Regions from separate parts of the Homo sapiens genome. Here all the other regions are linked to region 3. Evidence: chromatin loops called from intact Hi-C (ENCODE). Cell type or tissue: dorsolateral prefrontal cortex. All regions are shown on one strand.

The links. Peaks named below come from ENCODE experiments on the same cell type or tissue, not always from the same donor. Only the 100,000 strongest peaks of a DNase experiment are listed, where the experiment ranks them.
Region 1: a loop joins it to region 3, with 4 times the contacts of the local background. A loop is called at or near these places in 10 of 110 quality-filtered maps.
Region 2: a loop joins it to region 3, with 6 times the contacts of the local background. A loop is called at or near these places in 5 of 110 quality-filtered maps.
Region 4: a loop joins it to region 3, with 3 times the contacts of the local background. A loop is called at or near these places in 3 of 110 quality-filtered maps.
Region 5: a loop joins it to region 3, with 14 times the contacts of the local background. A loop is called at or near these places in 106 of 110 quality-filtered maps.
Region 6: it touches region 3 in a loop (3-fold over the local background); 12 of 110 quality-filtered maps call a loop at or near these places.

Annotation. Positions count from the first base shown.
Region 1 is chr1:66,155,815-66,159,814 of GRCh38, reverse strand. The region is part of intron 3 of PDE4B (phosphodiesterase 4B); the gene reads right to left. Among named protein-coding and RNA genes, the nearest start is that of PDE4B-AS1, 110 kb to the right of the region's middle. In dorsolateral prefrontal cortex, no CTCF peak of the experiment used is centred here; no DNase peak of the experiment used is centred here; H3K27ac peaks cover 4,000 bases.
Region 2 is chr1:65,990,481-65,994,480 of GRCh38, reverse strand. The region is part of intron 3 of PDE4B (phosphodiesterase 4B); the gene reads right to left. Among named protein-coding and RNA genes, the nearest start is that of PDE4B-AS1, 58 kb to the left of the region's middle. In dorsolateral prefrontal cortex, a CTCF peak has its summit at 1,837; DNase peaks (open chromatin) are centred at 1,368 and 1,810; H3K4me3 peaks cover 3,530 bases; H3K27ac peaks cover 4,000 bases.
Region 3 is chr1:66,240,848-66,244,847 of GRCh38, reverse strand. The region is part of intron 3 of PDE4B (phosphodiesterase 4B); the gene reads right to left. Among named protein-coding and RNA genes, the nearest start is that of PDE4B-AS1, 190 kb to the right of the region's middle. In dorsolateral prefrontal cortex, CTCF peaks have their summits at 1,776 and 1,991 (motif pointing right); DNase peaks (open chromatin) are centred at 247 and 1,997; H3K4me3 peaks cover 2,901 bases; H3K27ac peaks cover 4,000 bases.
Region 4 is chr1:66,048,068-66,052,067 of GRCh38, reverse strand. The region is part of intron 3 of PDE4B (phosphodiesterase 4B); the gene reads right to left. It overlaps PDE4B-AS1 (PDE4B antisense RNA 1), which reads left to right and starts at 1,350. Exons shown (of 3, transcript NR_123718.1): 1 at 1,350-1,537. In dorsolateral prefrontal cortex, no CTCF peak of the experiment used is centred here; a DNase peak (open chromatin) is centred at 1,777; H3K4me3 peaks cover 1,214 bases; H3K27ac peaks cover 4,000 bases.
Region 5 is chr1:65,957,387-65,961,386 of GRCh38, reverse strand. The region is part of intron 3 of PDE4B (phosphodiesterase 4B); the gene reads right to left. Among named protein-coding and RNA genes, the nearest start is that of PDE4B-AS1, 91 kb to the left of the region's middle. In dorsolateral prefrontal cortex, CTCF peaks have their summits at 2,133 and 2,341 (motif pointing left); no DNase peak of the experiment used is centred here; H3K4me3 peaks cover 1,668 bases; H3K27ac peaks cover 2,315 bases.
Region 6 is chr1:66,165,503-66,169,502 of GRCh38, reverse strand. All of the region lies in intron 3 of PDE4B (phosphodiesterase 4B), which reads right to left. Among named protein-coding and RNA genes, the nearest start is that of PDE4B-AS1, 120 kb to the right of the region's middle. In dorsolateral prefrontal cortex, no CTCF peak of the experiment used is centred here; no DNase peak of the experiment used is centred here; H3K4me3 peaks cover 625 bases; H3K27ac peaks cover 3,959 bases.

The sequences.
Region 1 (4,000 bases), 85 kb after region 3:
AATTTTGAAGCAATTTCAAATGCTTCCCAGGAAAGTGTAGGGAACACTTAATTCATGGCCTATAAAGACAGGGAATATTAGAGCTTTTACGTTATTTCTACAGGAATAAAAGACACTACCCCAGTATGCGAGGATTTGAGGCACCAGGCAAAACCCTCAAGATTACTCAAGCCCATGTCGAAAATCCTATTATCTATAGCACTTTACAAACAGATTGTCTGAAGTGGCTTTTTAATACTTGAATTTTCTCTCCTTTTTAAAAAAGTTTTATTTTGGCCAGGTGTGGTGGCTCATGCCTGTAATCCCAACACTTTGGGAGGCCAAGGCAGGTGAGAGGTCAGGAGTTTGAGACTAGCCTGGCCAACATGGTGAAACCCCTTCTGTACTAAAAATACAAAAAAAAAAAAAATAGCTGGGCGTGGTGGCACACCACCTGTAGTCCCTGCTACCTGGGAGGCTGAGGCATGAGAATTGCTTGAACCTGGGAGGCAAAGCAGTGAGCCAAGAATGCGCCACTACACTCCAGCCTGGGCAACAGAGTGAGGCTCTTTCTCAAAAAAAAAAAAAAAGTTTTATTTTATTTATAAATGACCTCTAATAACTGTGCATATTTATGGGGTAAGTGTGATGTTCCAATACATGTACACATTATGTAATGATCAAATCAGGGTAATTATCACATTCACCACTTAAAACATTTATCATTCTTTGTGGTGATAACTTTCAAAATTCTCTCTCGTAGCTATCTTGAAATATACAATACATTTTTATTACGTGTCACCTTATTGTGTAATAGAACATCAGAACTTGTTCTTCCTAACTGTAAGTTTGTACCCTTTTGCTAACTTCTCTCCATCTTCCTTTACCCACTACCCTTCTCAGCATCTGGTAACCACTATTCTAATCTCTACTTTTATGAGATCATCTTTTTTAGATTCCACAAATGAGTGAGATCATGCAGTATTTGTCTTTCTGTGCCTAGCTTATTTCACTTAACATAATGTCCTCCAAGTTCAACCACGTTGCCACAAATGACAGGATTTCATTTTGTGTTATGATTGGATAGTATTCCGTTGTGTATATATGCCATGTTTGCTGTATTCATTTACCCACTGATAGGCACTTAGTTTGATTCCGTATTTTGGCTATTGTGAATAATGCGGCAATAAACATGGGAGTGACAATATCTCTTTGACATACTGATTTTCTTTGAATATATAACTAGTAGTGGGATTGCTGGATAATATGGTACTTCTAGTTTTAGTTTTTTGAGGAAACTCTTTACTATTTTCCAGAATGGCTGTACTAATTTACATTCTTACCAACAGTATATGAGTTCCCCTTTCTCTACTGGAGTGTGGTTTTGATTTGCATTTCCCTGACAATTAGTGATGTTGAATATTTTTTTGACATACCTGTCACTCATTTACATGTCTATTCAGGTCTTTTGCCCATTTTGAAATAGCATTGCTTGTTCTTTTGCTGGATATTAACCCCTTGTCAGGTGCACAGTTTGCAAGTTACCTTTTCTCATCCTATAGGTTATCTCCTCACTCTTGATTGTTTCTGTTGCTGTGCAGTAGCTTTTAAGTTTGGTGTAATACCATTGTGTTTTCTCTGCTGCCCTTTTAAGTTTCACTGGGTCAAAAGTTTAAAATTTGTGAATTCCTATATTTTTAGGGCAATTCTCCTGCCACTGTTGGAATTATGCCTCAATCTATGCAGTAGAATATTAGTGTGAAATGCTTCTGTACCAATGGAGATGATGCTGATGTCTCTATCATAAACCCATACCTCATCAACACAAACTGCAATTACACAAGTGCTCTAATATCATGTATCTCCATTTATCCAAAAGAATCTGAAATCATGTTCTCAAAATACTTCCTCAGAATATGCTAGAGATATCAAAAAATATGAAAAGATGATCACTTTTTACATGGGCTTTGATCATGAAAAAAAAACACTTGACTTCTAGTTAAAAGGTTTATATTTAAATCTCATTCTTTCATTCAATATCTATTTGTTGGACACCTACAATATTATAGCACTGTTCTAGATGTTGGGAATACAGGAGAAAACAAACCTCTTGGAATTATATTCCACTGAGAGAAAGAGAGATCATAAATAATTAAGCAAATATATACTATATTGACCAGTAAGGGAATAAGGAAAATAAAGAGGGTTAAGGGACAAAAAGCTGTAGGATGAGGAAGAGAGATTACCTTTGAGTAGAATCAGAAGGAGTTGAGGGAATGAATTATGAGAAGGTCTGGTAGAGGAAAATTCTAGACAGAGCCAGTAAATGCAAATACCTTAAGGTAGAACTAAGTTTGAACAGAAAGGTAGGGCCCAGGTCATGAAGGTCTATAAGTTCTAGAAAAAACTGGGTTTTCATCAGAATGTAAAGGGAATACCACTGGATCATTTGAAAGTATCACTTTGGCTGCACTGCAAAAGGAGCTAGAAAGGAAGTGAAGAACCAAGTTAAAAAGCTGTTCCAGAAGTCTAAGTGACAATAAAGGTGGCTTTCTCTAGGTTGGCAGAGGTGTAGGTAGTAATAACTAGTCAGATTCTAGGGACGTGTGGACAGACAAGATGCTGCGAATGAGAAAAGAGAGGACTTAGGGATGACATCTACATTTTCAGCTAGGGCGGCATCTGTGCATGAATTTAGCACCACTTGCTGAGAAGGGGAGCACTGGCATTACAGCAGGGTCCTCCAGGGTTCAGTTTTAGGATTGTAAGTTTGAGATGCCTATCTAAAGAGAGTTAAGAAGGCTGTTGGCTACACAAGTTTAGAGCTCAAGGGAGAGAACTGGGTTGAAGATAGAAATTGGGAGCCATCAGCTTTCAAATCATGTTGAAAACTAGGGTCTGGTTGAGATCACCTTGGGAGTAAGAGAGACAATAACTGAGGAGCGGGACCATTAAAAGTGTGGAGGAGCAAAACCCAGTGAGGTAGGTGGGAAACCAGTGAAATATACTGTGTCTGAAGCCAAGTGAAGAAGAGTGTTTCCAGGAGGAGAGAGTGAATAGACACGATGGGCATTCCTAATGACCTTGATAAAAGCAATTTCAGTGAAGTTGTGGGAACAAAAACCAGATCTGACTTGACTGACGCAAGAATGTTAGGTGAGAAAGTCAAGATAATGAACATAGACAACTCTTGGGCTTTGCTGTAAAAGAAAGAAGATATACAGGTTTGTTTGTTTTTTTTTTCTGATGGGGAATGTGGAGTCTAAGGATGGAGATATTAGAGAATGCTTACCCAGTGAAGATAATGGTCCAATGTAGATTGAAAAATTGAGTTTAAATAGGATAATAAATGTGAGTATACTTTGTAAATTAAAAAATGCTCAACAAGTGTCAGGTGTTTGATTTTGATCTAAATGAGCATTCACTGTCTAACCTTTCTCAACAATGTCTCACAAAACATTGTATCATGTCCCTATTATAAATATTTATGATGACATCATAAACACTCTCCTACTTCTTGTTTGTGTGCAACTTATAAGAGTTGCTTTGTTAGCCACAATAATAGCTATTGAGACCGAAAAAGGATTAAATTGTTCATGTACCAATGAACTCACCCTTTTAGGTTCCTTTCACTCACTCATTCCTAATGAATCTGAAGCCAGATAAAACCACAAATGCCACTTTTTAATCCACTCTAACAAAAATATATCAAATGTTTACTATATTAAGGTAATATTAGGTTTTGTGATATTTACACTTTAGTTAGGATAATAACATTTAGACACTGAATCAACCTGTCTCTCAAGTTTATCTTTACTTCATCCCTTTTCTACTTCTCCTGATTCTGTCATGTGCCAAGTCAAGGGCATGGATTAACATTGGTTTTGTAGAAGCATAAAGTACAAGAAATCAGGCAGGGGTCAGAAATAAAAACAGAAGCAGGTAGTAAAACATCCTTATGTGAATTTAGATGATAAATGTCAGTAATGATTTTAAGCAGGGAATATCATGGTTTGATTCA
Region 2 (4,000 bases), 250 kb after region 3:
ACTAACCACGTGTATTCTGCAAATAAGAGATTACAATTAAACAACATGATGTAATACATCAAGAAGATGACCAAAGAAAATCTGCAATAAAGCCATTATATGAACAGTCCATTGTCAGAAAGCAAGAATAAGCACATCATATATGCCAGGCAAAGTATGTGTTGGCTAAGCATGTGGTATCTATCAAAGGCAAGCTATATATTTCTAGGCGTAACTTTAATTTGCCAATGCACTATACAGTAGATTAAGCAGACAAACATTTTAGATAAGTAGAAAATAATTCAAGTGAATATTAATTTTTAAAAATCAGATCTCCTCAATTTATAATGTTGATTGGCAACCCAGCATGTAGTCACAAAATCACTGTGTTAGAATTGCCTTTAAAATGTACATGCTCCCTATATTGCTATGGTCCCTGCTAGAAAAAACTAAGGTACAGCTACTCAATTTTTAAAGGTACCTTAATCTGAAAGAAAATATAGCCTCCAAAAAAATCTGAAGTGGCCTGGCTTTCACAGTAAAAGTGATTTAATTTCATCGTGTTTTTTCCTTACATTTCATCATTATACTGTTTAAGGACGTTACCCTACTATATTTACATACCTTGTAAACATGTATATTAAAGGTGGCAGGCTCAGTGCAAGTTTTACAGAGGGTTCTTGAATTTATTTGCTGGGTATTTAAAAAATAGCTATAAATTTTAAAGTCCATTTTTTTAAAAAAAGAAGCTCTTAAAGATAACAGCATTTTGGAATCAAAAATTAAAGTAACTGACCATGCAATTTCAGAAGTGGGAACTTAGTTTTCCCTTTCCTTAAGTATTGTAAAGATAAGTCAATAAATCAAAAACTCACTGGTTTATATGCTATAAACATGATGGTACAATACATTAAGTTAGACTTTATACATTATCTTAAAAATAAGTTAGAACTAAGATTAAAACACTTATTCATGTCCCAAAATTATTTTTTTAAAATCACTAACAATCACAAAACAAAAAAGTCACCTACCACCTCAACAGATATGAAACAAAAAACTGACTTTAAAAATTCATTTATTACTCGACTTACCTAGAATTAGCTATGTATTCTGATAAGCAGTAATTTTAAAGACTCTACAGTTAAAAGCATATTTTATCTGGAAAAAGCTAGTAGCACAATGACAATTTAGCACACAGTGCATTTATGTACTCTTCATCTGACCTGGTCTCCATTCATTTCACACTTGCAGTATGTTTTAGGAACAAAACTCAAATGTTCCATTTTCTACACTGCTAGATCACTGGTGCTAATGCGAGAATCTGAAAAGCACTGTAGATACCTCCAAGTCTTATCTTACCATGTATGAGCCACAGTGAAGCGACGACGCTGCCGAATGCTTTTATTCACCAGCAACTTTCTGAAAAAGCATGGTGAGTTCCTTGGTGAACTGCGTGGAGAAATTTTAGGAGATGTAGGTCTGTTTCCTGGTAATCTCGGAAGCTCAAGTTCTAAATGCATTTGCTCCTTGAAAGTCTTTATGCAAACCTCAGGTTCAGAAGCAGTAAGTTCCTTTGAAGAATCTTTTGCTGTCATGTCTTGTAAGGAGTGCTAGCTTTCACCATCCAAAACAAAAATCTCAAACATAGCAGAGACACTGCTGCAGGTCAGAAGACTGATAAGTCTGCAAACTATTTCCAGTTTAATTTACGAAGCTGTGACTCCAATGTATGAGCGTCTTAGAGCAAGAGCAGCATACTCGAAGAATAGCAAGTCAGGCTGTCACAAGGAGCTTTATCAGGCTGGCTTTGCCTCTGAAAATGCGCCAAAGTGCTTCCAATGTCAGTAGCCTCCTTGTGGATGAGGTTTGTCTGCAAGCTACACACTGACACTCACTGAATTCATTCAGCTGAATATATCAACTCATGAAATATTCATAAAGGCTTTTGATAAATCCTTTACATGCATTTTTTTAAAAAAAATCTTATTAAACAAGCTGCATTCACTAATGGATAGTAAGCAAAACCTAGTCACTTGTTTTGTTTGCACAAAGAGCAGACCCAGAATCCGTCCAGCATGTGTAATGTTTAAAGTCTTCATTCAGAATTATCTTGCTCTGTAATGCACACAACAGTAACTCCACCTACCAAATGCTATTGGCCCAGGATTATTTAAACAATTGCACTCTGTTTCCCCCTTAACAACACCCTTCATCGCTTTAGATTTCCACAAAATTTGTGAGGCTAACTGTCTTCATCACAGTAAAAACTGATTAAATCCAGGATTGTCAAAAAAAGCTAGCTAAAATAGCCTTCTGAATTCCATTTTTGAATGAAAGAGCTGATTTGCTGAAGTTTTTTTTTCCTCCCTTCTCCAGAAGATCCAAAACAGCATCAATATAAAAAATGTCAGCGAACAGGAAAACATTGGATTTGGTTCATTCCCCCAAGGAATTTAATGCCCAATCTTTATTACAATAAACATTACCCTCATTCTTCTGTTTAAGCTCATTGTTCATGGGTTGCCAACAGCAGCCACTCTATGCTAGATGCACAGCCACTTTGACAGCAAAGCTCACAAAACTGGAATGAAGGTAACAACCAGGAAAAATGAATACTCTCAGTTAAAGCACAGAGTCCAAAGTCAAGCACTATGCATGTGTTTGTGTGTGTGCAGATAGGTGTACAAGATACTGTATGCTTGTGTGTGGGCATATACATTTGAGAGTGGGTGTATTCTTTGTTCACAAAGAATGCAAGTGAGACTTACGGACAGGCGAGTCCAAAAAATGCCTCAAGTCCAAAAGCAGATCACTGTAACCTAACATGTAGATATATATTGGAATACAGCTTCTATACTTTAAAAGGCATATGAGGAAGTAGAAACAATATAGTGGTGCTTGAAGTTTCTGGATGTTATGAAAAGTCTATACCGGCAATGATTGTCACAAGGGCCAGCCTGATCTCAAATAAGTTTGACAAAGCAGAACTAGGGCTCATCAGCAAGATCAGCAAGAGTGACAGAAAAGAAATGATTCTCGGTAAGACTTCAGTGAAAAAGAGAGACATTTAATTCTCCCACTAAGATGTGAGAGATGTCTTCTACGCTTATAAAATCATTTGGGCTGAGCGTGGTGGCTCATGCCTGTAATCCCAACACTTTGGGAGGCCGAGGCAGGCGGATCAGTTGAGGCCAGGAGTTTGAGACCAGTCTGGCCAACATGGGGAAACCTCGTCTCTCCTTAAAAAAATACAAAAATTACCCAGGCTTGACGGCACACACCTGTAATCCCAGCTACTCAGGAGGATGAGGCACGAGAATCACTTGAACCAAGCAGGTGGAGGTTGCAGTGAGCCAAGATCACGCCACTGCACTCCAGCCTTGGTGACAGTGTGCCTTTGTCTCAAAAAAAAAAAAAAATCATTCATCTGTGTCAGATATTCAGGCTAAAATGTGCTAAATATCTAAAGGACTAAATAAGAGCAGACTAACTCCTACATGTAGGAGCAAGTAAGACCCATACCAGCCCTTGGGAAAGTGGTTGAAACATAGTAGGAAGGGTTTAAATTACTGGTTTACGGTACTACTCTGGAAAGCAGAACATTTCAATAATTAACTAAAATATATTATGAACAAAAGCACAGTTATAGAATTTTAGATTTGCACTGAATCCTAGTAATCACCTTGTTCAGCTTCTCATTCCAAAGACAAGGTAACAGAGCTAGAGAATTTAAGCAACTTACCTAAAATCATATTAGCTGCTGATGTTAGAGCTAAAACTAAAACCCAGGTTTTTTGATTCCCAATGGAATGATCTTTAATTCAATTACAAAATTGTAATTTTGTTCAAGTAGGCTCTAATGCATGTTTTAATATCTAAAGATATTTTAACTGCCCTATTTGAGAAGACAAACTATTAGTAATGTCACAGGAGAAAATATGGCTATAAGCTACCTATTATTTGCTGAATTATGAAAACAAAGCTGGGACTTTCCTCCAGCAATAATATGATTTAAAACTGG
Region 3 (4,000 bases):
TCCAATGATCTCTCCATGATGCCCCTGTTTGCTTTTGTTTTCTTTCCTTCTTACCCTACTTAAACTCAGGAGAGCTTGCTGGAATTTAAACGAAGCCAGGGAAGAAGTCTCTGATGCAAAGAAGCAGTCTTAGGGAGACAAATGGCCTTTCATATTCCCTGGGGCACTGCTTCAAAGCAACCAACACAGATGTACAACTTTGGAACAAACATGAATCACCAACCAGACACCAGCCCCAGTCACAGCAAAATTAGCGGGCAGACATCACAATACGTCCCACAGATCCAGGGAGTGAGGAGGGGTGTGGGCAAAGGGAAGGCTGAGGACAGGCTTAATAAGCAAAATGAATATACCACACAAACTGAAATACAATTAGGAAGAAAATGGAATCTACAGTAGCAGAAACAAACACATAAATAGGGCCATTATTTGTTTAGGGTAATTTTTGCCTCTGCCTTCATCAGGACACATATTTCACCTTTAGGCTGCTTTATATTTTAAAAAAATCATTATAAAAGAAATATAAGAATATTATATAAAACGTAGACAATAGAGAAAAGAACAACATCATTACTAGCAGTTTATTTTTTTCTCTTCTGAATATTTTTTCTCCTGCAGGTTTGGATCTTGATTTTTTTCACAAGTATTTGTTATGTGCTACAGTTTTCAGAATTAGCATTTTCCATGAGCTGCTTCATTCAGTTGCTGTATCACAATTTTCTCAAGCATTTTCTCTACTTTCACTCTTCATATTTGCAATTCTGAATAATGTTGCAGTTGATAACTTTGAGCTTGTAGCTACTTCAACATTTAAATGAGGTCACACAGAAGTTTCAGATAGATTAAGACAGGAAGTTACTCACAAGTTTCTGAATATTTGATTGTGACTTATACCTGCCTGGAAGGGGTTGCCCATATATACACGGCATTGAAAGTGGCCTTTTCCCTGGGTCCAAAGACCCTGCCAAGCCCTGCTCTCTGATCTTCAAGATTATTTATGTTGCCTGCTCACTTGGATCTGCCTTCTTCTCCCTGCCTCTGCCAATATCCCTGGACTGAATCAATTGCTCATCTGAGACCTAATGTTTTAACAGCCTTCTCTTGCATTGTATCTAGTGTTCTCAGCTCTTCCAGGCAGTGATGGTGGGTGATGGGCTGTATGAGAAGTGGTGCTTCCCATAACTGGAATGTCTTTCCCATTACAGTCTCCATTGAGCTAGTATCTTCAAAATTCAGTTCATGCCATCTCCCAGAGTATGCGCTCTCTGACACTGCAGTCCAGTTTGATTTTGACACATGCTCCTCCTCTGTGCTCTCCTAGATTCCTTTACCATAGTACTTTATCACAGTACTTGCAATTCTGTTTTAATTCTCTATTTATTTACTGCTCCCCAATACATTGTTATCTCCAAGCCAGAAGGGACTCAGTATTACTAAGTATTACTCATTCTTGTATCCCAGGCACCTGGGTCAGAGCCTTGTAAACAGTAGGTCTTCAAAAAATGTGGACAGAACCAACTAAAATATACTATAACTTACTGCGAAATGTTTCTCCAATCCCTCCCCTCTTTCTGCTTCCCTATACCCACCTCAGACCCCACTGCCTTGTGTTTCTGCTGTTTCCTTTAAATGAATCTACAGAGATGTGTCATTAATTTATTTGTTCGGCCTTGTGAGACAGTGATCTAAATAAAATAAGATACATTTTTTAGAAAGCACTGCTATGTTCTCCCTGAGCAAAACAAATCTGCATAGAAATATCACTGGCTTAGCTGTTTGAGATGGTCACATCTTTACACAAACTCGCAGGAGGAGAAAAGCCTTCTTATACCAGCTTGTGTCTGCCATCTTCTCATCTCTTCATTTTTCAATATGAGCAGGAACGTTCTCTGGCCCACAGTTATTCTCCTGGTGGTTTCTATTCCTGGGGAATCCTTGCAAAGCCAGCCCTGAGCTGGTGACACGTGAGCCAGCAGATGGCAGCAGACTGCCACACTGTCCTTAGGCTGCAGGCCCCAGCCTCCAAGCCCAGCAGGTGGGGCTGCTGGCAATTTTGGAGGGAGAAACATAACTGAAGCCTTATTCATAAGCCTGGGAGGAAAAATCAGGGATAAAGAAAAGAGCCACAAGGTGTACCATGAAACCTTTGATTAACCTAAGAGAAGCTCTACTTCCTAGAATTCAAGTTAAGCCAGGTGGTCGCAGAATTGCCTGCAATTGTCCCCAGGGTGGTTGTTTCCTGATCCCCAATTACTTGCACAAACTCCAATTTCTGTAACAAAGACTCATGAAGCAACATCCTAGGAATAATTCATTTCTGAACCAGAGGAGATTTTTCTTTCGCAACTTAGTCATTCTCTAGGTGAACCTCTTTGGCTTATTCTAACAAATAACCCGCTAGAAAGACTGCAAACTCCACAAAAGAGATTCAAATCCACAGGTCCGCAGAATGGTTCACTGCCTTTTGGGAGAGAGCTCTTGCTGTCTCAATTTTGCTTTTCTTTCTTAGAAATTACTCACTGAGTCTCTTTTATATCATTGAATTATAACAACTCTGGCAGGCTAATTCTTTTTGCCTCATTTCAAAGAAGAGAAAATGGAGGATCCAAAATGTGAAGCTTCATTTGAAAAATGTGAAGCTTCATTTGAAAACTGCTAAGGTGTGACCTCTTTTCATTACACCTTACAATCTGTGCCCTGACCCCTCAGATGTCCCCTTAGACTCCTTGATTCCAGAACCGGCCATGCTAGACTATACTCTTGTGTTTACTTATCTCTCTCACTCCACCAGATGGTGACCTCCTTGAAGCAGGAATGAAGCCTTCATTTAGTTTTGTAGTCCCAGGGCCTAGAGCTGAGTATCACACCAAAAGGCACATAACAAATATTTGTTAAATGAATGCAAAGATCTTATAGTTTTTTCTCGCATCTGACAAAAAGCCAGTTTCATTTGGATTAAAACCTCTGGCAGGTGATGACCTCAGTGGAGCTCTTAAAGGGAGTCACTAGGTTCTTCTTTCCGCATTCTCCCTTCAGTATCCCAGGAACTCCGTCCTAGGAGTTTTTGCTTACAGAAAATGTTTCTATAATAAGGTGTATGTTTCTGTATAGAGTGTGTGTGTTGTGGGGGTAGGCATAGTCATGAAAAAATGCTGTGTTTCTTAAAATTTCTATTGGAAAATATTCTCCTCGGTTGTACTCAGAAACTAACTGTATCGGGAGGCTGAGGCAGGAGAATCACTTGCATCTGGAAGGCGGAGATTGCAGTGAGACAAGATGCGCCACTGCACTCCCAGCTGAGCAACAGAGTGAGACTCAGTCTCACAAAAAGAAAAAAAAAGAAAAAGAAATGAATGTCTTCAAATGCTTGTCTATCATTTTAATAAAAACAAATAAATATTTATCCATTTACTTAAGTGATTATATTGGCTATCACTTCAAATGTACTATCTGATCCCTATAGACAGAGAAGTTTAACAGGCACATGTGTTTTTACCCACAATGACAATGACCCATCTTTCTATAATTAGTCACTGCAGGCTGCAGCCAGTCCTAATTTCTAATGAAGGACTAAGCTGTGAAAAACACAGCCAGCCTAATATAGAGCCCACGACCTAGACGAAGGCAGGCAGAACTCCTCTGGCCACAGCTACAGCAGAATATTACAGTTATGCCATAAGAATTCAGTTCCAAAGTCTATGACTTCCCTTCCACAGACTAGGAAGACGAACTCTGATGTTCAGCTCATCTGAAGTCTAGAAGCAGCTTCCATTGCTTTCTCTTCTTCCAGGGCCTTTGAAAATTACATTCATGGCAGTAATCCAAAACTGCTTTCTCCACAGAAAGGCTCAACCAGAGGTAGCACAGGAATGCTGAAGAGCTCTGAGATTCTAGGGATCCGGCTTCTACTTCCAGCTCTGTGGGGGAACTAACTGAAATGAAACAGGGGCTCCCTGTATCCTGCCCCCCACACCTCAGTCTTTTCCCACAGAAATGAAGT
Region 4 (4,000 bases), 190 kb after region 3:
GGATGAGGAAGAAGCAGGACTGGCAGAAGAAAAGCTGAGCTTCAATGCAGGCCCCACCACCTTGGTAAACCCAACAGAACCTCAGAAGATGGCCATACCTTTATACCCCAACCTTCATCAGCTATGAAAGTAGGCTGCCCTAAGGAGTGAATAGTATGACTTTGGATAAAAAGGCAGGAGCTGGGAAGTGTTTCTTTTAAGAGGTATCTGGATGCTACATCACCTTGTCTACCACAATACATGAGTGATAATAATCTATAAGTAAACATTTCCAGAAAACATATCAAATGTTATAGAAAAACGTTATATCTTCTATTCTTGATATAAAATTCTGCTTGGCAATTTATCCAAATCAGCAAATAACCAAATAATATCAACCCTATTTGAGATGTTTTTGAAGGTCAAAAGTAGCATTTTAATAGCATCTATTCATTCACTTTGTAAACTGTCATCTAATTATATATTTACATATATATAATAAATGTTTTCTACCTCTGTTCACAGTCTTCAAACATGAACAAATTATTCTTTTTCAGCGAGAGGAATAAAGGAAAAGAAATCTTCTCTTTTCTCTTCATTCTGAAATACTAAAATGAATAATTTATATTCCCAGATTCCGTTCCCTAATCTTTCCCCCAAAATAGAAATGTTCACTCCATGGAGCAGGGTTTGAATTTGGTTCTCTCCTATACTGACCCAATAATCATGAGGTTGCTATTAGTTTCCCTATTTTAAGGTGAGGTCGAGTGACTTGTCACAGATTCTAATACTCATTATTCAAACACATTTTCTATCACAATCTTCAATACTTTCACTTATTTTGTTTTCTTTCAAATTTAATTTTTTTTAATTTTATTATTATTATACTTTAAGTTTTAGGGTACATGTGCACAACGTGCAGGTTTGTTACATATGTATACATGTGCCATAAGAGAGACTTCAGGATACAAAAAGTTGTTCCAAAGGCAAAAACATACTTATACTTTAGAAGAAAATTTAACTTTTAAAAACAGAAAAGTCATCATTTCTTTGTACCCACACAAGTGGTGATCCAGTTTTTTACATTTCCATTGGGAATTTTCTGTGTCTAGATTCCTCACTCTGCCTCAGGCTGTTCTTTTCTTAATTCAGTCCTTCCTGTGTAGTTTCTTTATTCTCATTTCATGGCACCTCTTCCTCCCATTGCTTTTCCCTTCCTCATTTTTCAGTCTGTCCTTTGGATGTCCATGACAGGGGCAGCATTTGTTTCTATAGTAACGATGATGCTCCTTCACGGATCTCCAATACCTCGATGTTCTAACACAGCCATTCAGGATACCCTGCCTTTCATCATTTTTAGTCAGACAGGAAAAACTGAAGGGATTCTTTTTAACAAAGGTGTATCTCAGAACAGAATCAACGTTACATGTTTTCTTGGCCCTGTTAAGTATGCTGTACATCTGGAGGCATTGCTTTTAAAGTAGAGCATGGCTTTGCAATACAAGATTAACATTCTTCCCAAAGTCTATACGGCATTGCGAATATCATACATTAGTAGGTAAATTTAAATGAAATACTTTATGTATGTAGGTGTGTGTGTGTGCATACATGTAAAATCACTAAATATATATGGAGAAATCAACACTGTCCATTATACTTTCTTAGAATTTATTAGGTTCTCACAAAGTTGAGCCAAGAGGCCACTGCTTTGTTTTCCAAATGTCCCAAATTCTATTTCTGCTAAATGATGTCACTAATGTCATGGTTACAACAATACTGCACAGAGCCTCCTTCCTGCCACTGGCCACCGATACAATAGATCATTTAAGCAGCTGAGTCATTAGTAAAAACAATAGATTTTTCTACTGATACTCAATTGAACATATATTTCCAATTGAACATAGAATTCATGGAAATAAATTTTAAAGTTTCCTCATATTATATTAGACAACAGTGTATATCCTGTATTCTTTAATTTGTTGAGGATATAATCTGTCTCCATAAATCCGTATGCTGAATCTCTGAATCAAAGAAACCTAGGTAAAAGGGACTTTTTGTTGCCTATGTCCCAAAACTACTGTCTTTTTGAATTATTCTTCTAAAAATAGTTTTAAATGTATTATTTATTTGTGTGGAGTTTTCACACTACTTTAATTCCTAGCAGTTGTGTGGGAAACGTAAATACATTTTTTTCATCTCTAAAGCAAAAGGTAACCCGGGATCCAATTCGTATTTATACAAAATTAAAGTGAAAGGCATTTTGAGGATGTACACGGTGGTTGAAATGCTGAAATTAAGTTCTTGGCATTACTGGTATCCAACCCCACCTTGCTGCCTTCCACATTTATACATTCAGGAAGCCCCATACCACACTGCAAATGGGCATATCACTTCATTTCCTGCTCTATTCTCTTGAAGGATTATTTAGGAAATCCATGCATATGTGGCCCAGTTTTAGAAAATATCATGTCAGCATACTAATTTTAATACAAATAAGTTACATGTTAATTACATGAGTTTTCATGTTTTTAAATATTAAACGTAGGTCTAGTTGAAAAACCTCCAGAAATAGCCAGGTCTCTTACTTAGATACTCTCTTCAGCACCCTCTATTATTTGGTGAGGCATCCTAAGAAGGTATTTTTGTTACTCAAACCATACTACTCCTGTTTTAAAGCCCATCAGCTGGCAATACTAACACAGACACCACACTCCCACTCTTTTCCCTCTGCCAACAACCAGGCATGGGAAATGTATGAAATCCATGAGGGTAACTGACCTGACAGTTGTAACATTCAGAGATTGTAGCTTTTCCATTCACAATATCTGAAATGAATTTTAGATGATGCTATTTAAAGCAGCACCTCAATTTTACATGTGAAGAAACTGAGGCAAAGAGTAGTGACTTTGTCATGATTAGGATTCAGGTTCACAATAGAATTTAGAGTAGAGCCTAATCTCCTTATTCTACACTTACGATATTTCCACTCTCAGAATAACAATTAATAAATATTTAAAAGTTTACTCAAATATAAGATATGGAGATGTGCTAGATGTAAAAGCACCAAGTTCCGGGGGCCAATGCATTACTGGATAAATCATAGTAGATAGATTGACTAAAGACGGAGAGCTAATTCATTAAGCATTTCTTCCCATCTCCCCAACAATGTAACTTAAAAATGGAGGTGTCTACACTTACCTCTTCACTTCATCCATCACTCACTTACTGATATGTTAAGAGTGGACTTCTTGTGTGTCCTCTGACCTATCAGTGAAAAGGAAGTGATCTCAAGTAGCCTCCCAAACAAAAATATTTAGATATTTTCAAAGATATTATCAGTTATAAAACATCCGAGAATGAAGAGTAATAGGCTGTGAATCAGAAGACTCTATTCCAGCATCTCCACTGCTCCTTGACTATGTGCCCTTGAGAAAGTCAACTCTACTTGGCCCCAGCATCCACAACTATAAAATAAAGGAGCTAGATTAGACAATTACAAAATGCCCACAAGTTCCGTGGTTTATTTCTCCTAGACTACTTTCTTTGTAGTGTAAATCATGTTTAGCATGAAAGTTACACCTTCCAGATAATTATTTTAAAGCATATTGAATGCCATATTTACATTGCTCTATTCTCCCAAATCAAATAATATCTGGTCAAGATTTTTCACCAGCATCCCCAAGTCATAAAAGGATATGATCGTGGGAGCCTGTTTTATTGACTGCAAGAAAAGATTATTCATTATTATGTAGGAGGACAGTGGAGTTGATTGCTCCTTAGCTGTCAGGAAATGGCTCATCTATAAGACTTGGAGTATGGGGGTGGTGCAAAAGGAAAAGTTTACTCATAAATACAAGTGATGCCTGGATAATGGAAGTTTAGTGATCAAAAGCCAAAGGAAGTGATAATGGCAGTCACCCAAACATTGCATTCAGAGGCTAGTACAGGAGGTACAGCAATGAGAGAACCGTGAGCTTTCTGCTTAAGTGAAGTGACAAGTTACTGTGAGGCAACACATACA
Region 5 (4,000 bases), 280 kb after region 3:
TTTACCATAGCTTTCCTGCCATTTTGCAAACATACCAGGCACACATCCTCATTTCAAGGCCTTTGACTTTTTGTTCTCTCTGCCAATAACTCAGTTTTTCTAGACAGATGTATGGCTGGTTTCTTTCTTTCATTCAAGTCTTTGCTCAGTTTTTTCCCTCTTCAAAGAAGGCTTTTGGACAATTCCATCTAAAGTAGCAAGCCTCCACCATTCTCTAGCCATTTGCCTAGACTTTATTTTTCTCTATATTATTATGAAACATCCTACCTATGTGTGATCCACATATGTCACCTCTACAAATACAAGCTCCACGGGCAAAGGTTTCATCTGTTTTGTTTCTTGTCCAATCTCCAGTGCCTAAAACAGTGTACATTTAGGTCCCTAATAATTTTTTTAATGAATAAATGTTTGGACTTACCAGGAGTCCAAAAATGTTTTTTATTGATTTGAGCTAAGTTGATACATGCAAAAGTATATGCCATGTATCCAGTGGAAGTTGAGTTCAGAGAGAGGAGCCATTATAATGATTTTATATATTTACAAATCTTTACAGTTTATAAAGCATGTTCACAAGCTTTTTTCTGTTTACTCCTAAACTTCAAGCTTTCTAGAGATACCCAGTGGCCTCAGAAGACACTGCTCAAAATTGCAAATGTCTCTAAGTTAGAAACTGGTGCCCTTGACACAACGTAGGATAGCATTTAAAAATATGGTCATTATTTTTGAATGTGTATGTTTGAAAAAATATATTTTTATATATATTTTTAGCCTGGATAAATTGGTATTAGTCTTATCTTTCTTTCACAGATGATGAATCTGAGGCTCAGGGAATCTGCCTAAAGTCATGACCTAAAAAATGCAAAGCTCAGTCTAACATTCAAGGCTGTCTGACTCCTAAAGTGATGTTAAACCCAAAAGATACATTCCTTGGCCAAGAATAAAAAACTTTCAACCTCAGCAATCACAGACAATCTATTTCAGCAATCTCTTCTTGCCTAACTTTCTCTTTCTCAAAAGTTAATATAGAATGCTATCTTCCATATCCACCACCGACAGATAATGGAGATGGTGACCTATCATTCTTGCTAGTGCCTTGGGCTTCTTGGAACTGTGTTCTGCGAATTTACTGCGCTGCCACACAAAAGCAAATACTTCCTTCTCAGTCACCGATGCACTGATACAGTGAAACAACAACTCTAAAAGGAACTTCTGGAATCTCCCCCGCAGTTCCCCTGTTGAGAAAAAGATTCTCAGGCACAGGCATTAAACAATTGCTCAGACATAAAGAGCTAAAAATAGCAAATGCAATAATAAAATGTAGACTTTACAAAGCATTTTGTATTTTGTTAAGATAGCCTAGACCAAATCAAATATGTGAGCCAGGCACGTGGCTCATGCCCGTAATCCCTGCAGTTTAGGAGGCTCAGGAGGAAGAGAATTGCTTGAGCCCAGGAGTTTGAGACCAGCCTGAACAACATAAAAAGACCTCATCTCTACCAAAATAATAATAATCATATATGTGAAATAGACGTGGTAAGGGATAAAGGAACTCAACTATCAAAATTACTTTTTTACTGAATCGTCGAATTCAACCTGTTTTGCTGTTGATGGTGAGGCAGTGTGCAGTAGTGAGAAAGCCTGGGGATTTATTAATCAGCACCCTCTTCTGACCCTCATGAACTAAGGGGTGAGTTAGCCAACCCAAGCTTCTGCCTCCTCATCTGTAAAAATGGGGGTAATAATACCTACTTTACAGGATGATGTTATAAAAATAAATCTAAGTAGAGCAAATAAAGAATCTAAGCTATAATGAGTAGCCAGTAATGGTACTTAATATTAATGTTAATATTATTTTTGCACTCTCACCTCCCATCTGCAAATGAGTTAATTGACATGGACCTGGTGGTGTAGTCAGCAGCAGTTTTAATCTCTCATATCCGACAGGAAGCTCATGGACTTTGTGGGTTCTTTATCCTTTATGTCAAAATAGTACCCTACCTATTTCTCAGTAATATCATTGAAAAGCCCATTTAAAAAAATTCAGATTTCTAGAAAATTACCATACATACACACTATCAAACACAACAGTACCTAGTCTTCTCAGAATGAGGTGATTGTTACAGAATCAGAAACAATGAAGCAAATATAAAACATGTATAAATGCTAATCAGAGAGTATTGTTTTCAAAACTAAATTTCAATGAATGTCATGTAAGTGAAAAATAGACAAGGTCCACATTTATGCAATCCTCAAATGATTATCCATTTGAAAGAGATGTGCTGTATATTTAAACCTACACAAGGCACAGCGGTGTTAGCCTACAGGAAATTAACAGTGCAGCAATGCTGCCCTCTTGTGTTGGAAAATAAAACAAAAGAAAATATTTTATTTCTGCATCTGGGAAGCACAGAACACACTCAAATTTAAATGATTAAATACCTTCTGTAATACTTTTCTGATATGCAGTTACGAACATTTGTTTCAAAAGAAGTTTTAAATATAACTATATAAGTCATAACTACAGATACAAAACTGCAGATTACTGCAGATATACAACTGCAGATAAAACAGGTTAAAAAGATAAGGTAACACTATGGTATTTTGCGTGTGTGTATGTGTGTGCGCGCGCGCGCGCGCGTGTGTGTGTGTGTGTATCACATTATACCAACATACTAAAAAACTTAGTCAAAATGGACACATTATTAGAAAAAACATAACATTAAAACAGTATTAAGAATAAAGAGTAGGCTTTAAATAGGTTAAAAACGAATCACAGTTTTAAAAAATCTTCCCATGAAGAAAATATCAGACCCAGATATTGTATAGGTGAATCCTACCACATTATTTATAAATTTTAAACTCTTCCCCAAAAGATAAAAAGAGGGCACAATCTTCAAGTCACTCTAAGAGCCTACCATATCATTGATACTTTTTAAAATACCACAATGTGGGAAAAAAATATCAGTCAACTTCACTTATGAAACTAGATGCAAAAAAATTAAATAAAATATAGGCAAACTTTCCAAATATAAATTTAAAACCATAATAATATATCTTGACCAAGTTGAGCTTATTTTAGGAAGGAAAAGGCAGTTTATCATTAGAAAATATATTTATCACCATATCAATAAATTTTTTAAAAAAACCATCTCAATAAGTGCAGGGAAAAATATAATTTAAAAAAAATCCAACACAAGCATATTTTTAAAAATCTTATAAAGCTAAGAACGCAAAAAGCGCCCATAACCTAATCAAATGCATCTATAAAAAGCCTACAACAGACATAATCTGATTGCAATTCCCTGTACAATATGAAACAAGACGAGCATGACTATAATAGCACTTCTTTTCAGCACTGTACTAAACACCCAATACAATTACAAGAAAAAAATTAAAGGAGTAAAGATTAGAAGGGAAGAAACACAGTGTTAATATTTGCAGAAAATGGATTTTTATGTAAAACACAAAAGATTCTCAAGACAAGTTATTATGCATAATAATCAATAACAAACAGCTGGTTGTAATGTCAAAATATAAAATCTAATTTTATTTCCATGATCAGCCACAGATTGAAAATATATATTTTTAAAATATACTAGTTACAATAGTAGCAAAAGTGAAGTAATGTAACAAAGAGGAGCAAGACCTAAGAATAATAATTATAAATATTTTCTAAAGACTTTGACAGACCTAAATAAATCAAGAAATACAGAATGTTAATAGATAGGAAGACACAATACCAAAAAAATGCCAATTTCCAGAAATGGCTTTCTAAATTCAATACAATTACAATGAAAGTTATAACAGGTTTTCATAAAATTTAACCAGTGATTTTAAAATTTACATGATGAGTACAGGAGCAGGAAGAACTCACCATTTCTGAAGAGTGACAGAGTAGGAGAAAATGCCTTACTGATATAAATTACTAATTAGGCTCAGGGACAGACACACAGGCCAAACAAATAGAGAGCCCAGAATCAGACCCCTGCATAAATGATAG
Region 6 (4,000 bases), 75 kb after region 3:
GGCGAAAACCCTGGAGAGATTATAGGTCTTTTTCATCACAGAAGATTAGAGAGCAAAGAAAATATCTATGTTACACAAAGAAATAACAGTGTGACTGGAATAATGAATTCAACTTTCAGATTTGGTGCCAACTCCCCTGACTGCTCTAAGCATGCTGGTGTATATTTAAACTTTCACCGCTGGCCCAGGAAGACTGGCCTCTAAGCAGATACAATAGCACTTAAAGGCCACTGAAATCACAATTAACCCGACACAACAGTATTAGGTTCAAAGATCCTCTGATCCCTGAAGAACTGATGGCATTTCCCAGAGTGACAAATTATACTCCAAAGGCATTCAACAGAGAGGACAAGGGTCCTGGCATTCTGGATTTCTGAGTAAAATGTAGATGACTCATACTGAAAAAGATTGGTTTGCAATCAAATGAGAAGGCATGTTTGAATGGTCTCCCCTTTGTCTGTTTTTCAGGGCACAGTGTCATTTATCTTCCTTCTGGATGCTGATAATCCTGCATTTTAGTTGGATCTGTGTTCCTGGAAGGGATGCCTTATTTCCTTATTTCAGATTTGCCTCATAACTCATCTTCTTGACCTCACAATGTCTCAGAGAAGCTGACCTCAGGACAGGACTCATTTTGTGCAATAGTAGGAACAGGTGTAAAAAATAATACAGGTACACAGATGGTCGAAACTTAATTGTGAAAAACAGTTTCTAACTGGACTTCCTCTTATGCCCTTGTCCTGCTACAGTTTATTTTCAAAATAGCATCTAAGATAACTCTTTAGAAATGTAACTCAGGTCACACATCGTTAACCAGCTGAACATCTTCCAGTTGGCCTCCCTTCTATTCACAATGACAGCCAAAGTTCTTACAACGGTCTCCAAGACGGTAGGTACGGTCCTCATTCCTCATTCTCCCCATTCCCCACACTGCTGAAGCCACAGTGACCCTTTGTGGTTACTACACCATGCCAGGCATGCTCCTGCCTCTGGAATTTTTCAGTGGCTTTTCTCTCTGCCTCATGTGCTCTTACCCAGTTTGCTCCATAGCTCACTCCCACACTTACTCAGTCCTTGTTCAAATGTCACCTCGTTATCAAGGTCTTGTCTGACCACCCTACCACAACAGCACTCTCTTTATTTTGCTTTTTTTTTCTCACAACATCACTGTCTAATATACCATATATTTATTATATGTATCATCTGTACCCTTGCACTAGAATGTGACTCCAGGAGAAAGAGGATTTCTGTATTTTTTCACTGCTTTATTGTCAGTGCCTACTGTAGTGCCTAACACAAAGTAGGAACTCAATAAATATTTGTTGAAAAATGAATTAATTTATAAATGAATAAAAGCAAATGCCAGTCTGGAGGTTTTCAGCTAATGAGAAAGAAGATAGTTGGTCTAGTTCATAATAAATAGAAGTGATTTTCATGAAAATAATATTTTGGGTCAGAGTGAATGTTCAAGGTAACTCTCTTACAGGAAAAGGCTTTATTTTCTCAGGTTGTTTGGAGAGTAATATAATTTTTGAGAAGGACTGAACAGAAAAGAGAGAGGCATTGGTGCATATGTTACATTTAATCTAATCTGGCAATACAATGACTTTTGAGAATGCTACTAAAGTATTGTTTTTAGATTATGAAGAAAATATAAAATTAGCAAAGATGATCTAGGAATATTGGATAAGGAGAATTTTAAAGATGACATGTGGCTAATTCACCACATGATTCACGCTAATTTACCACCATAACCACAGGGAGAGACTTTGCTTGTACTCTTGAAAATGGAAAGGAAGTAACCTATTTTCTTTTTCACTTCCATAGAAATATCAAAATGCTTAAGTTCCCTTTTAAATAACTGCTTTATTAAGATACAATTCATATGCTGTAAAATTTACATTTATAAAATGTCCAATTCAATGGTTTTTAATATATTCACAGTTTACAACCATCACCACTATCACCCCATGTTCATCACCCCAAAAGGAAACTCCATTTCCATTTACTCCTAACTAACAGGGAGTGGCCCATTCTGAATATTTCATGTTAATTGAATCACACATTGCATGGGTTCTTTCACTTAAAGTTTTAAAAATTCATTCATTTTGTAGCATATATCAGTACTTTATTGCTTTTTACTACCAAAATAAATTCTATTGTACTCATATATCACATTTTGTTTATGTTGATTGTCATTGAGTTGTTTCTACTTTTTAGCTATTATGTATGAATAATACTTTTATGAATACTCATGTACAGGTTTTTGCATGAATTTATGTGATCATTTTTCTGGTATATAAACATAGGTGTAAACTTGCTGGGTCATGTTGTACTTTATGTTTAACATTTTGAGAAACTGGCAAACTTTTCCAATATGGTCACACCATTTTACAATCCCACCAGAAATGTATGAGAGTTCCAATTTCCCTACATTCTCTCCAGCATTTGTTATCGGCTGTCTTATTGACCATAGCCATCCTAGTGGGTGTGAAGCAATATCTCATTGTGGTTTTGATTTGCATTTTCCTAATGACTAATGGTATGACAGTCTACTTTCATATGATCATTGTCCATTTGTGTTTCTTCTTTGGAGAAATGCCTATTCAAATCCTTTGCCCATTTGTTAGTTACGGTCTGTGGCTTTTTGTTGTTGAATTGTAAGTATTCTTTGTGTATTCTAGAAACATGTCCCTTATCAGATACATGATTAACAAATATTTTCTCCCATTCGGTGGGTTGTCCTTTCACTTTTTTTTTTTTTTTTTTGAGACAGAGTCTTGCTCTATTGCCCAGGCTGGAGTGCAGTGGCACCATCTCAGCTCACTGCAATTTCCACCTCCTGGGTTCAAGCTAGTCTCCTGCCTCAGCCTCCTGAGTAGCTTAGATTACAGGTGCACGCCACCATGCCCGGCTAACTTTTTTATTTTTAGTAGAGGTGGGGTTTCACCATGTTGGTCAGGCTTGTCTCTAACTCCTGACCTCGTGATCTGCCCACCTCGGCCTCCCAAAGCGTTGGAATTGCAGGTGTGAGCCAACCCGCCCAGCCCCCTTTCACTGTTTTAATAGCGTCCTTGGAAGAACAAAAAGTTTTTCACTTTAATGAAATCCATTTCATCTATTTTTTCTTTGTCATTTATGTAATTGGTGTCATAGCTAAGAAACCATTGACTAACCCTAGGTCATGAATATTTACTCCTGTGTTTTCTTATTAGATTGTTATGCTTTTAGCTCTTACTTTTAGATCTATGATTCACTTTGGTTAGTTTTTGTACATGGAGTAAATTAGAAGTCCAATTCCATTCTTTTGCATGTGGATATCCAGTTGTCTCTGTATTATTTGTTGAAAAGGCGATTCCCCCACTCCCCCATTGAATTGCCTTGGCATCTTGGTCAAAAATAGATTGATTATACAGGCATAGATTTATTTCTAGCCTCTCAATTCTATTCTATTAATCTGTATATGTCTACCTTATGTCAGTACTATACTACCATTTTAGTAAATTTTTAAATTGGAAAGTGTGAATCCTCCAATTTCTTTTTTTTTTTTCCCCTCAAGGTTTGATTTGTTTTTTATAGGTCCCTTGCATTTCCATATGAATCCTAGGATCAGCTTGTCAATTTCTCCAAAAAAAAGAAAGCAACTGGAATTTTGATAAGGATTATTTTGAATCTGTAAACGAATCTGGGGAGTAATACCATCTTAAAATTTGAGTCTTCCAATCCACTAACATAGGACGTTCTTCTATTTATTTAGGTCTTCCTTAATTATTCTTCACCATGTTTTGTAGTTTTCAGCATAAAAGTCTTGCACTGCCTTGGCAAATTTATTTTTAAATATTTTATTCTTTTTGATGCTATTATAAAGGGAATTATTTTTTTAATTTTCAAATTATTCATTGCTATTATATAGAATTACAATTGATTTGTATGTATTGATCTTATATCCTGCCACCTTGCTGAACTCTCATTTATTAGTTTTTTTTTAGTTTGTGTATGT